Linked DNA regions of Homo sapiens: region 1 is linked to region 2. A link is a contact called in ENCODE Hi-C or POLR2A ChIA-PET data. All regions are on one chromosome and are shown on one strand. Each heading gives the region's core, a stretch centred on a gene start or an enhancer-like site at or near the end of the contact. The rest is flanking DNA. Distances are from core to core; before and after follow the strand shown.

The links. A loop is a pair of places that touch in the nucleus more often than their neighbours do. ChIA-PET counts read pairs that join two places held with the same protein, here RNA polymerase II (POLR2A). Pooled maps may share reads with other maps.
Region 1: a loop to region 2 is called in a map of sigmoid colon, with 2.2 times the contacts of the local background. The contact joins two enhancer-like sites. A Hi-C loop is called at or near these places in 2 of 168 maps with a recorded cell type or tissue (head of caudate nucleus and sigmoid colon), 1 of 37 single-sample maps with no recorded cell type and 3 of 50 pooled maps. POLR2A ChIA-PET finds 5 or more read pairs at or near these places in 4 of 52 experiments (OCI-LY7, PC-3, Panc1 and 1 more).

The regions. Positions count from the first base shown.
Region 1 is chr14:51,070,255-51,076,107 of GRCh38, reverse strand. All of the region lies in intron 1 of TRIM9 (tripartite motif containing 9), which reads left to right. Among named protein-coding and RNA genes, the nearest start is that of TRIM9, 22 kb to the left of the region's middle. Within about 2 kb of position 4,052, at least 3 of the 41 ENCODE cell types and tissues checked have a DNase peak (open chromatin) inside an H3K27ac peak, as active enhancers do.
Region 2 is chr14:51,026,832-51,032,360 of GRCh38, reverse strand. All of the region lies in intron 1 of TRIM9 (tripartite motif containing 9), which reads left to right. Among named protein-coding and RNA genes, the nearest start is that of TRIM9, 66 kb to the left of the region's middle. RefSeq lists an enhancer at 2,771-3,970. Within about 2 kb of position 3,316, at least 2 of the 41 ENCODE cell types and tissues checked have a DNase peak (open chromatin) inside an H3K27ac peak, as active enhancers do.

The sequences.
Region 1 (5,853 bases), core at 2,803-5,302, 43 kb before region 2:
GGATCAATGAGATTGTCTTTGAAAAGTTGCCCAGCATTTGCAGGTATTTAATAACAATATCTTTTATTATTCAAAGGTCATTCAGCCATTTGTATTGGTGCTCCAGTACTCTTGTAGGTATTGGGAATATAGCAGTGAAAAAAAAATTAAAATAATAAATAGAAGTGTATTTAATGAAACATTTGTTGAATTCCTGTGTAATCACCTTTTAGGTTGTATGTTCTCTGGCAAGAGAGCCCACAACGATTTTTTTGCATTCAGTGGGTTTTACACCAAACAAAGGCAGAAGTTGGGTTAGTCAGAAGGTGGCCAAGAGCAATGAGAAATTCAGATCGATCAGACCCACTCCCCGCCTTGGGAAGTTTTGAGAGGTGGAGCAGCTCAGGCATCCCCGCTGCCATTTTTAATTCCATTTTATTTCAAGGCCTTCGGACTCTCACTCACCTCTGGGAGTCTGCAAACAATTTAGCCCATAACTTCAAGGAGAGCAGGAAAAATCAGGAAAAAATGGTGGACAAGCAACAAGCTGCACAGGAGTGCTTCCGAAATGCAGCCCTCAGTGGGTATGAGTTCCCGAAAACTTTGTGTAAACTAGATTGGATTGTAAATGTCCTAGAGATATTTTTAATAAAGACAAATCTTTGGTATATAATTTTCAAATGTAAATACATGTTGCAAATCCACATTACCTAGATTCCAGTACACCGACGAGTTACTAACAGGCTTTAAAACATTTTTTTTAAAGAAAAAAACAATAAACAAGAAAAAGAATTACATGAAATAATTATGAAGTACATCCCAATTTCAGAACATTAACGTGGAGTAGGCGTGGGAGTGGGGCTCCATCAAGGAACCTAGAATAGCAGTGGCTAAATAGGGTAGACAAACTTGGAGATGCAATTTGAGGTCCCTATTTGGATCCTGTGCCTACCTCCTTGGGCGACCCACTTAACTCCTCTGCACCTCTAGCTTCTCGTGTATAAAATAAGAATGCAGGATTACATGAGAGCTAAGGTCCCAGTTAGCGGCAAATTTAATTGGGATCTAGACTTACTGATGTTTCTCTGACTCAGTTCCTGACAAGAGTCTCTTTGGATAAAAATGTCCGCTGCCTGTTGCTTGTGCCTTTGTGAAGAGACACTTTAAATTCCCTCCTCTTTCAAGCTTCTCAATTGGGGCTTCAACATTGTGAGATCAAAAGGAGATGAACCATGTAGTTGCGGCATCTTTCATTCCCCTCATTTTACCTATGCCTTGGAAGTGCCCTGGGGGCTCCACAGCCCTGTTGGCCCCTTGTAAGAGGGAAGTAGAAAAGCACAGGGTGGAATGACAGCTAAGTGGAGAGAGGAGAACACACACTGACCAGCTTTGAGCTCTGCCCCCTTATCCTGGGCGGAACAGCCCACTGGTGGATCTGTAATTACCCTTGTCTATAGGCCACACTCATTGTCATTTCCTTGCTAGGAAAGAAAAGGGCAGGGTGGGGTGGAAGGATCAAAGAGTAATTAAAAGGCCATTTTGGACTATTTACTTCCTAAAATGAGAAGTAAGATTTGATTGAGAGAGATGGAAGGTGAAAACAAAATGGGTAAATATGCTTGTGCCTTCTCATTCTGCAAGAGAGGGCTTTTGAGGACTGAGTTGCGATGTAAGCCTGGCCTGGAATTCCTTATCTCAGGACAAGAGCCAGTTTGGTGCTAAACTTCTTGGGGGAAGACAGTATTATTCATTTTACATGCCAAATTCTTCAATTTCAAGTGATTGTTAGATTTTTACATACCATTATTTACATACTGTTATTTTCATTGTTTTTATTATTTGAATTTGAATTTTTTTCCATTACTTTTTTTTTGTAGAGACGGAGTCTTGCTATGTTGCCCAGGCTGGTCTTGAACTCCTGGGCTCAAGTGATCCTCCTGTCTCAGCCTCCTAAAGTGCTGGGATTACAGACGTGAGCCACCGCACCCAGCTATTAGAGTTTTAAATGCAGATGTTTGGTTTCGTTGTTATGATCATTACTATTATTCAGTGATTGTTTTGTTTTTGTCTCTGTTGCTATTCAGTGGTGTGCTGGCAAACGTGGAAAGCTCTGATTTGTAGCATTTTCCATGGCTGCCTTCAGGCTACCTACCTGAGGTTGCTGACCTTGATGTTTGGAAGTCAGTACAAGCCAGCCCCAGCATACCACTGCTTGTTGTCAGTTCTTTGGCTGTATATCCTATGGGAGGAACTGCCAAATTGCAAGTTTTCTAAAATTATCTCTAAAATGATGTAAGCCTGCAGCTGCAAAAAACAACAAAAAAGATATGTTACAGAAATTTTTAGTGAAGAAATCATGAATGTACATTTCAATGAATTTCCACAAACTGATCACACCTGTGTAATTAGCAATAAATCAGAAGAACAGAATATCAGGATATCATCAGCCTCCAGAAGCCCCCTGCATGCTCCCTTCCAGTCCAGAGCGCCCACACCACACTCTTGGCAAGGATAACCTTCTAGCAGCATGGTAACTTTGCCTATGTTTCTATTTCATATAAATGTCATCATACAGTATGCACTCTTATGCATGGCTTCTCTTGCTCAAAGATATGTTTTTTGGATCCACTTATATTGTTGCATATAGCTTTAGATCATTCTGACTGTTGTATGGTATTCCATTTTTATGAATGTTTCACAATTTATCCATTCTGTCATTGGTGAGCCTTTTGATAGTTTCCAGGTTTGAGCTACTAAGAGTAGTGCAGCTATAAACATTATAGCACCTGTCTTTTGGTGCATAAATGTAAGCATTTCTGTTGGTTGTATCCCTAGGAGGGCAATCACTGGGTGCTCAGGTACACAAATGCTCTGTTAGTATATCCTGCAAAAGTTACCAGATGATGGTGGTGCCATGGTACATCTCTCCCAGTAGTACTCCTCATTCTCACCAGCACTTGCTATTATTTGTCTTTTCATTTTAGCTATCCTGGTGGGTGTACAGTGGTATCACAGTGTTGTGATAACTAATGGTATTAAGCATGTGTTTATATTTTCTGGTCATTTGAATATCATCTTTGATGTGGTGTCTGCTAAGTCATTTACCCACTTTTCCATTGAGTTGCCAAAAAAAAAATAAATAAAACATTAATTCTGAAATAAGCTGCCTTTTCCTTGTGGTTTTGTCTTGAGAGCCAGAGGTACTAATCAGAAACAGTTTATCACTTCTGCTTTCTCTTGTAATTTTTTTCTCAGTGCAAATCATCTCCTACACGGTACATTGCTCTCTATCAAATCATTGTCAGATATTGTGCATATTTCAGAGCTTCACTTAGAAATATTATAAAGCAATTTAGGGAGAGAGGTTCTTAAGTGCAAACAGTACGAATGCAAATAGATTTTCAAAAGAGAACAATTCTTTCTTAAATGAAAGTAAGAGCTATTCAAATAGTCTCTAAGTAAAAAAAAAAAAAGTAATAAATTGAAACTCAATAACCTCAAGAAAGTAATTGTGATTTCATATTAAACATGAATTTTAGAAAGTTTCCAGGAGTGATTATTCTTTTTCCTTTCCATTTTCTCAATAGAAAAAAACTTGTTTTTTATTGGTAAGTCTCTTTTTAAAAACCTTATCCACTAAAATTGAATTCCTCGTATGTATTGTGTAAGCTGTCTTATTTTAAAAATTTATATTTAGATACCTGGATGCAGTCTGTTAATCCATAACTGATTCTATGCAAGAAAGTAGGCTACTTTAAAGGATAGTTCACATTTCAGAGGTTTAGGAATTCTCGTTGGATGGCTGGATTTTCATAGAAGCATAATTGCTTTCCTTTCCTTCAGTGTTTTTTTTAATGTAGTAAAATAATAAGATAAAGTATTAAGACTACAATTTCAGGAGAGAGAGTTAAGTTTCCCTATGAAAAAAAAGAAATACATTTCCTGGAATGTTCCAGAAAGAACTGAGGCTATTCCTGGAACCTCCTGAAGGCTCTGGCAGATTTCCCTGAAGCCCAGGTGGCCCAGTCCTGCCACGTGTGCCTTTTTGCTGCACACAGCATGGGCAGCCCAGAGAACACCGGGAAGGAAGGAAGAAAGGAAAGTTTCCTTTCCCTGCCTTCTACTTCCCTTGTGCTGCTCCTTCATGCTGCTCCCTCACGCTGCTGAGTCCGGGATTGGCAAATGCGTAGCACCTCACCACCCCTCTCTTCTGGGCCCATGGCAAACAGCACTGTCAGTCATGGCACTTTTCCCACTGACTCCAGGTGTGACCCAAATACAGCTCAGAATTCTTTTTTAAAAATTATTCATTTATTTATTTTTTGAGACAGGGCTCACTCTGTCACCCAGGCTGGAGTGCAGTGGTGTGACTGCAGCTCACTGCAGCCTTGACCTCCCACTCTCAAGCAATCCTCCCACCTCAGCCTCCTGAGTAGCTGGGACTACAGGCAAACACCACCACGCCTGGTTAATTTTTTTTTTATTTTTAGTAGAGACAAAGTCTCACTGTGTTGCCCAGGCTGGCCCTGAACTCCTGAGCTCAAGCGATCATCCTACCACCTTGGCCTCCCAAAGTGGTGGGATTACAGGTGTAAACCACCATACCCAGCTGCAGCTCAGAATTTTTATCACAGCACACTGAGCAACTGGTACCCAGGTATCAGAGTTGGCATTTCAAGTGAAGTCTATTTGTCTCCACTTTCTTTTCTTTTCTTTTGTCTTGTCTTTTTTTTTTTTTTTTCTTTTTTTTTTTAGACGGAGTTTCACTCTTGTTGCCCAGGCTGGAATACAATGGCGCAGTCTCGGCTCAGCACAACCTCCACCTCCCGGGTTCAAGCAATTCCCCTGCCTCAGCCTCCAGAGTAGCTGGGATTACAGGCATGTGCCACCATGCCTGGCTAATTTTGTATTTTTAGTAGAGATAGGGTTTTGCCATGTTGTCCGGGCTGGTTTTGAACTCCTGACCTCAGGTGATCCGCCCACCCTGGCCTCAAAGTGCTAGGATTACAGATGTGAGCCCTGTGCCTGGCCGCCTCCACTTTCTTAGGTGACAGGATTCTTATTTTGTCGTCCCCATCAGTCCACCAAAACCCCGAAATGTAAATGTATTCCTTTTTCCAGGATCATTTACATTATCTTATATGGTAGTCCCCAGTCTCTGAATCTCTGACTCATCATTTTCTATTTTGGTTCTGGATGCTTCCCATCTCCACCAAAAAAAGAAAGAAAGAAAGAAAACGTCTAGGAATGTGAGTCAAATGCCTACAGGGGCCAGATGATACAAGCAAGATGTGCATATTTGGTCCACAGGAATAACAGGAATAGTTTTTACCTTCAGAAACAAATACACTGTGCCATTTTTCTAATAATATGTGGCCCTCAGTCTATCTTTGGTTTATCCACTTCTGTAAAAGACATGCAGTCAATCCCTGTTATTCCCAGTGCAGGTTGAGTATTCTTAATCCAAAATGCTACAAAATCTGGAACTTTGTGAGCACCAATATGACACTCAGAGATAATGCTCATTGAAGCATTTCAGAGTTCAGATTTTCAGATTAGAGATGCTGAACCATTATAATGCAAATATTCCAAAATCCAAAAAAAAAAAAAAATCTGAAACACTTCCAGTCAGTCCCAGGCATTTTAGATAATGAATACTCAACCTGTAGTTATGTTCTATTAAGTCACCAAGTACACTGAATTAATGAATACTGAATATTGCTCCTAGGGGAAATAGAGGGTTAGGTTCCTGTGAGCCTCTGGTCACAAAATTTTTGTCAACCAATCAATGCATAAACTTGTTTTATGTATGTTTCTGTTTAAAGATACCTTGTTTAATATATATTGTTCATTCATTACCATTGAACTCACAGC
Region 2 (5,529 bases), core at 2,067-4,566:
CTTTGAGAGAATATTCTGGGTAGAGCACCACAGTATTCACTACAGTTAGGTAATAGGTCCATGATCACACAACTAGTGAAATGCCACCACTGAAACTCAAGTTCATCTGACTTTGAAGTCTATCCTGTTAACTCCAATGCCATGTTGGTCCCCATTGCTCTGTCTGGCCCAATTCCTACTATCTGATGGAATAATGGCATGTCTGATACATTTTTTTGTGGTTCAAAGAATGAAACAGCATGTTTAGACTTAAATTATTATTTAAAAAGAGGTAAATGTCACTATGCATTAGCTTTTGGTGTGAATATTTGTGTGGTTGGGCATGCAAGTCTAACAACAAAGAATGGGAAAGGGGATTCTATGTAACAGTGTGTTGGAATAAAAGCACAGAGCCCTCCTCCTTTCTGCCCTCCACACAGCTCATAGAGTCAGGTTCACAATACAAATGGTGAGATTTGTTTAGTATATGAGAGATGTGCTGGCTTAGGTGGAGGAATTTGTATCCTTGGTGATGTGCTCCCTCACTTATCCTTCAAGGTAACCTTGGCCTGCTGAAGGGTCAGCTCATTGCCCAGAGATTGCCCTGCTCTCCCTGGGTCAGTGGCAGGGCTAGCAACTGTCACTAACTAGCTGGACACTAATTAAAGTGGTAAGGAAAGATTTTAATGTGTAAAAAGGACAGATTTTAATCAGTATACAATTGCAACAGGGAAAAGAGTACATCATGAACTGAACTCAACTTCGATTTGTACAGAGGTGACTGGGCACTTTACAAGGGGAATGAGGGAATAGGAAAGGGGTTGAGCAGGGGCTCAGAGTTACAGAAGTGAAAAAATTCCAAAAATCAGGAAGGGGAAAATCAGTCTGTATGAAATCCATCTGGGTGTGCTAACTTGTGCTTATTGAAGTTAGACCCCTACCCTCTCACAGAGACTGGCAGATAGAGTCCCTTTCTTCAGGTATTCAATGGAACAACATCGAATTCTTTTGGCAGCCTTGAATTTTCTCAGACAGGTACCTTAAGGGAGGCTGGGGTCATCTTAGGAATTCAGCCTTGAGCTGTTAGAAACTGTGTGTTTCTTCAAGTCTTTATAGGTCAAGGTTGAGGCCTAGGTAAGAAGAGGGCTCAGAGGACCCTGGCTATAACTTGGTCAAGGATAGAATCATTCTTTCTTTCTTTCTTTTCTTTTCTTTCTTTTTTTTTTTTTTTTTTGGAAAGAGTTTCATTCTTGTTGCCCAGGCTGGAGTGCAATGGCGCAATCACAGCTCACTGCAACCTCCGCCTCTCAGGTTCAAGCGATTTTCCTGCCTAAGCCTACTGAATAGCTGGAGTTACAGGCGCCCGCCACCATGCCTGGCTAACTTTTTGTATTTTCAGTAGAGACAAGGTTTCACCATGTTGGCCAAGCTGATCTTGAACTCCTGGCCTCAAGTGATCCGCCCGCCTTGGCCTCCCGAAGTGCTGGGATTACAAGCATGAGCCACCACGCCCGGCCTCGAATCTTTCTTATAACCAATTAACAATAAGCAGCAGTTTAATGGAGCAAATCCCTACCCATAAGATTCCTCTGATACCAGCCTTGCTCAAAGCCAAGAGCCTCCCCCAAAGCCAAGAGCCTCCCCATACTCCACTGATGACATATCTCACATACAATCACATACATACACATACACATTCTTACATACTTACACACTCTTAAACTCACATTCTTACCCACATACACATAGACTTTCACACACTCACAGGCATATGCACACTCATACACACACACACCATATGCACACTCATACACACACACACATCCTTTGTCCCTATACTGTGTGCTTCCATTCCCAGGCCCAGCTACTCTTTTGCAAATCATAGCCTGTTCACTGCGCCAGCCCTTTGCTGGGCTTAGAGATAAATTGGCATCTGCAGACCAGCTGGTCTTGGAGGATTCCTGTCCATCTGACTATAGTGAACTGGGGTTGGGGTATATCCAGGATCTTCCAGCACCAGAGAAACCGGAGAAGGGATCCATTCTTGCAGGCACTAAAGGTGCAAGCAGGAGGAATAGAAATGTTTCCTAGAGGGGGAATCAGGACCCTTGGACAGCTCAGCTTGATGGTTCCCCAAGTACCAGTCACTCTGTGAGGTCTCCTTCCTTTACTTAATTCCCACTTCACCCAATCTCTGCCCAAGATCTTAGGCCAGTAGTTGACAAAGTTGTCAGTGGACCTGAATCCAAAGCTTCTTCCCTCCTCCATGAGACTCCTCTCTTAGGGGACTTTTTCAAATTCACCAGAAAACTTCATGCAGGAAAAAAGTTGAATGTTTCATAGGTTAACTAGTCATGCTGTAATTTACATACTATCTGGCTGCTAAGCATAATCAGACCACCTCATAATCAATCATAGTCATCCTCTCACCTTCTCTGGTTGTACATGCTCTCACCGTGGATTAAACAATTAAACAATTGTTTTGGCCTGTGAGGGTGAGAGAATTCTCTTTTTTTGGGAGGCTGGAGCAAAGAGCATGAGTTTGCCATCAGATGAGGGTTTGTGTTCCAGCTGTTCCGTATGTGAGTGGTGAAACCTTCACTCAGGGGTATCCTCTCGGCACCTCTGCAAAATGGCAGGGAGGTGATTGGGATTGCATTGAAAGCACCCATCAGAGTTCCTGGCTCATAAGAAATGACCAATGTATTACAATTATTAGAATTTCTTGCTTACAATTATTAGAATTTCTTGCTTACACTTTTTGATTGTACTATGTCAGCAATGTACTGAGTAACCGGCAATGGGTAATTGCTGAGCAATGTGACCCAGAGATCAATATTTCATCAGAAAAACTGTTATTCTCCTTGGCGGCCTTCCCTCAAAGTCCCATTGCATCAATGATCACTTTTTTCCTGAGTGTTGTGTTTATCTTTGTACCTGGGAAGGAGCGGGAGTGGGCTTTGGCTCCTGGGCCCAGTGGTGTTGCGGTGCCTGAATGGCATGCACTGTGATACAGCACCAGAAGGTGCCCCACGCCCGGGGAGGCAGCTGGGTCATTTTCTGAGCCATCAAGCTGCCAGTGCTTGTTTGCCGCCTCCTCTGTTTTGTACCAACTCTTCGAGTGACCCTTTTGACCCATCCTGTGCCTGTAACTTCAGATCCGAGACAGCCAGAAAGCTTCTTTTCATTTGTCCCAGTTTATCGCTATCCAATATTTGTGGTGAATTGAGGGGAAAAGGCCACGTGAAGAATGTTTACAGTGGGAAATGGAAAGAAGATACTGTCTTCTGCCTGGGCACACTCAGCAGCTTGGGCAAGTCAGGCATTGGGCGGGATGGATTGAATTGCATTACCCATTTGCTGAGCGTGAGAAGTAGGTCCTGAAACGTCCTCCACAGTCAGTCCCAGGGTAAGTGCCTGATCTCTCCCTCCTGGGGAGGCAAGGGGAGCCAGGGTCAGGGTGGAAGCTGAGGACGAAAGCCACGCAAGGAGGGAAGGAGGAGGCAGAGTTCTTTGTTTCTCTCCTTCAGGCTTGAACAACTTGTCATCTTTCTGGGAGACCTCGGTGATTCTCAGCATGCTCCCAGCCAAGAACAACTTGACTGGAGATCAGGGCTTCAGCTGCATCATTTTTCTCCTCTCATTCACCTTCAGATCGTGACACCTTTTCAGTAACCTAGAAAACAAATATCCAAGAAATCCGAATGTCACTGCTTAGGCATTATAAACAGCTTTAGAACGTACCTTTCTCCCTTAAATGACTGCTTGTACCACCAAAGATGCCGTGATGAAAACACATACTACATATTTGCATCTTCATTGTTCTGGTCATAAATTTCCAGCACTGCTCTGTGGTCCTGAATGCAGAACATCTTTGTTAGCACAGAGTAGGAATTTAAATGCATCTGGGAAACAAAATCAGTCAATAACAATGTTCTTCTACATCAGATGGAGCTTATAAATGTGATTAAAATACCAACCTATAAAAACAATGTGCATATAAATCCTTACAATAAGAGCACTTTCTAGTGATAGTTTTCCAGGATTTTTCATTGTCTCCTCAATTTCTACAAGTGGACAAAGCTTAAGAGAATGATTTCTAGATCTTTATCTTATAATGCAATTTTTTATCAAATACCAGAACAATCATCAGCCAGGTAGAAGGCATTCTTGGGACGGACCATAAACACAAAGAGGAAATTGGAAATAAATTGATTTTTGCAGTTCACTTACTGCTTTGTCATATAAAATCCTGGGACTAGATGGGGCCAAAACTCTTTGTCTACTACTAGGAATGATTGTATTTCTAAGTATACAGCAGCAACTGGTCAAAAAATCTATGGGTATCAAGTCTGTCTTATACAGACACAATTAATTGCAAGGTTGGAATACAAGACACCAGGCAGCTTCACTTCTGTGTAACCAAATCAATTTTACTTCTGTACTGAAACATCTAAGTGTGGTTACTAAACATAGGTTATAATAAAAAGAGGAAGAAAACTATGGTAGTCCAGCAAACTTTTACTCATTCAGGAAAAAAAAAAGATATGAGTTCTAAAGTAACAATGAAAAAAAATTTCTTCTTTAAAATATGCCTCTCATATTATTGCCTGCTCTTCCAAATGAGACCGTTTTTCCCTCCTTTATCCCTTGGGCTCCTGGAAATATTAATAGTTATTGAGGAGAAACTTTTACTCCAAATAATATTGTAGCTGAGACCCAATCATAAAGAATTTTGCAACTGTAGGCTCACTTTGAGCTTTATCTTACTCAGTTGTGTTGGTCTTGCCTCTTGGAGCCTAAATACATAGAGCAAAGTACAGGTGATCGAAAATGTTCTCCAACAGACCCTGTTCCAGGAATCTGTCCTGCGAATCCCTCCAGTCAGCAGGTGTTTGTGTGAGCAAGAATGAAGAAAACAAATAAGAGTTAACAGCTGGTTGGGCACGGTGGCTCACACCTGTAATCCCAGCACTTTGGGAGGTCGAGGTGGGTGGATCACCTGAGGTCAGGAGTTTGAGACCAGCCTGGCCAACATGGAGAAACCCCATCTCTACTAAAAATACAAAAGTTCACTCGGTGTGGTGGTGCACGGCTGTAATCCCAGCTATTCGGGAGGCTGAGGCAGGAGAATCGCTTGAACCTGGGAGGCAGAGATTGCAGTGAGCCAAGATCACACCATTGCACTTCAGCCTGGGTGAGAGAGTGAGACTCTGTCTCAAAAAAAAAAAAAAAAAAAAAAAAAAAAAGTTAACAGCCAGCATTTATTAAGCACGCATCATGCACTGTGCACCAGTAGGGTAATAGGGTTCTGGGCTTTAGATATAGTATCTTATGCAATGCCCACAAAACCCAAGAATAGTATTCTTCCTCTGATTTTATGGATGAGGTAAAACAATGTATAAAGGGTTGAACAGCCAGTAACTGGCAGCATTTCAGAATTCAGAATTGTTCCCTTAACTAGCAGAAGCTTTCACATTGATTAATGCATTCAACCCTCACAATAACCCAACTACAAAGTATTACTGTTCTTCCCACCTTTTCCATTGG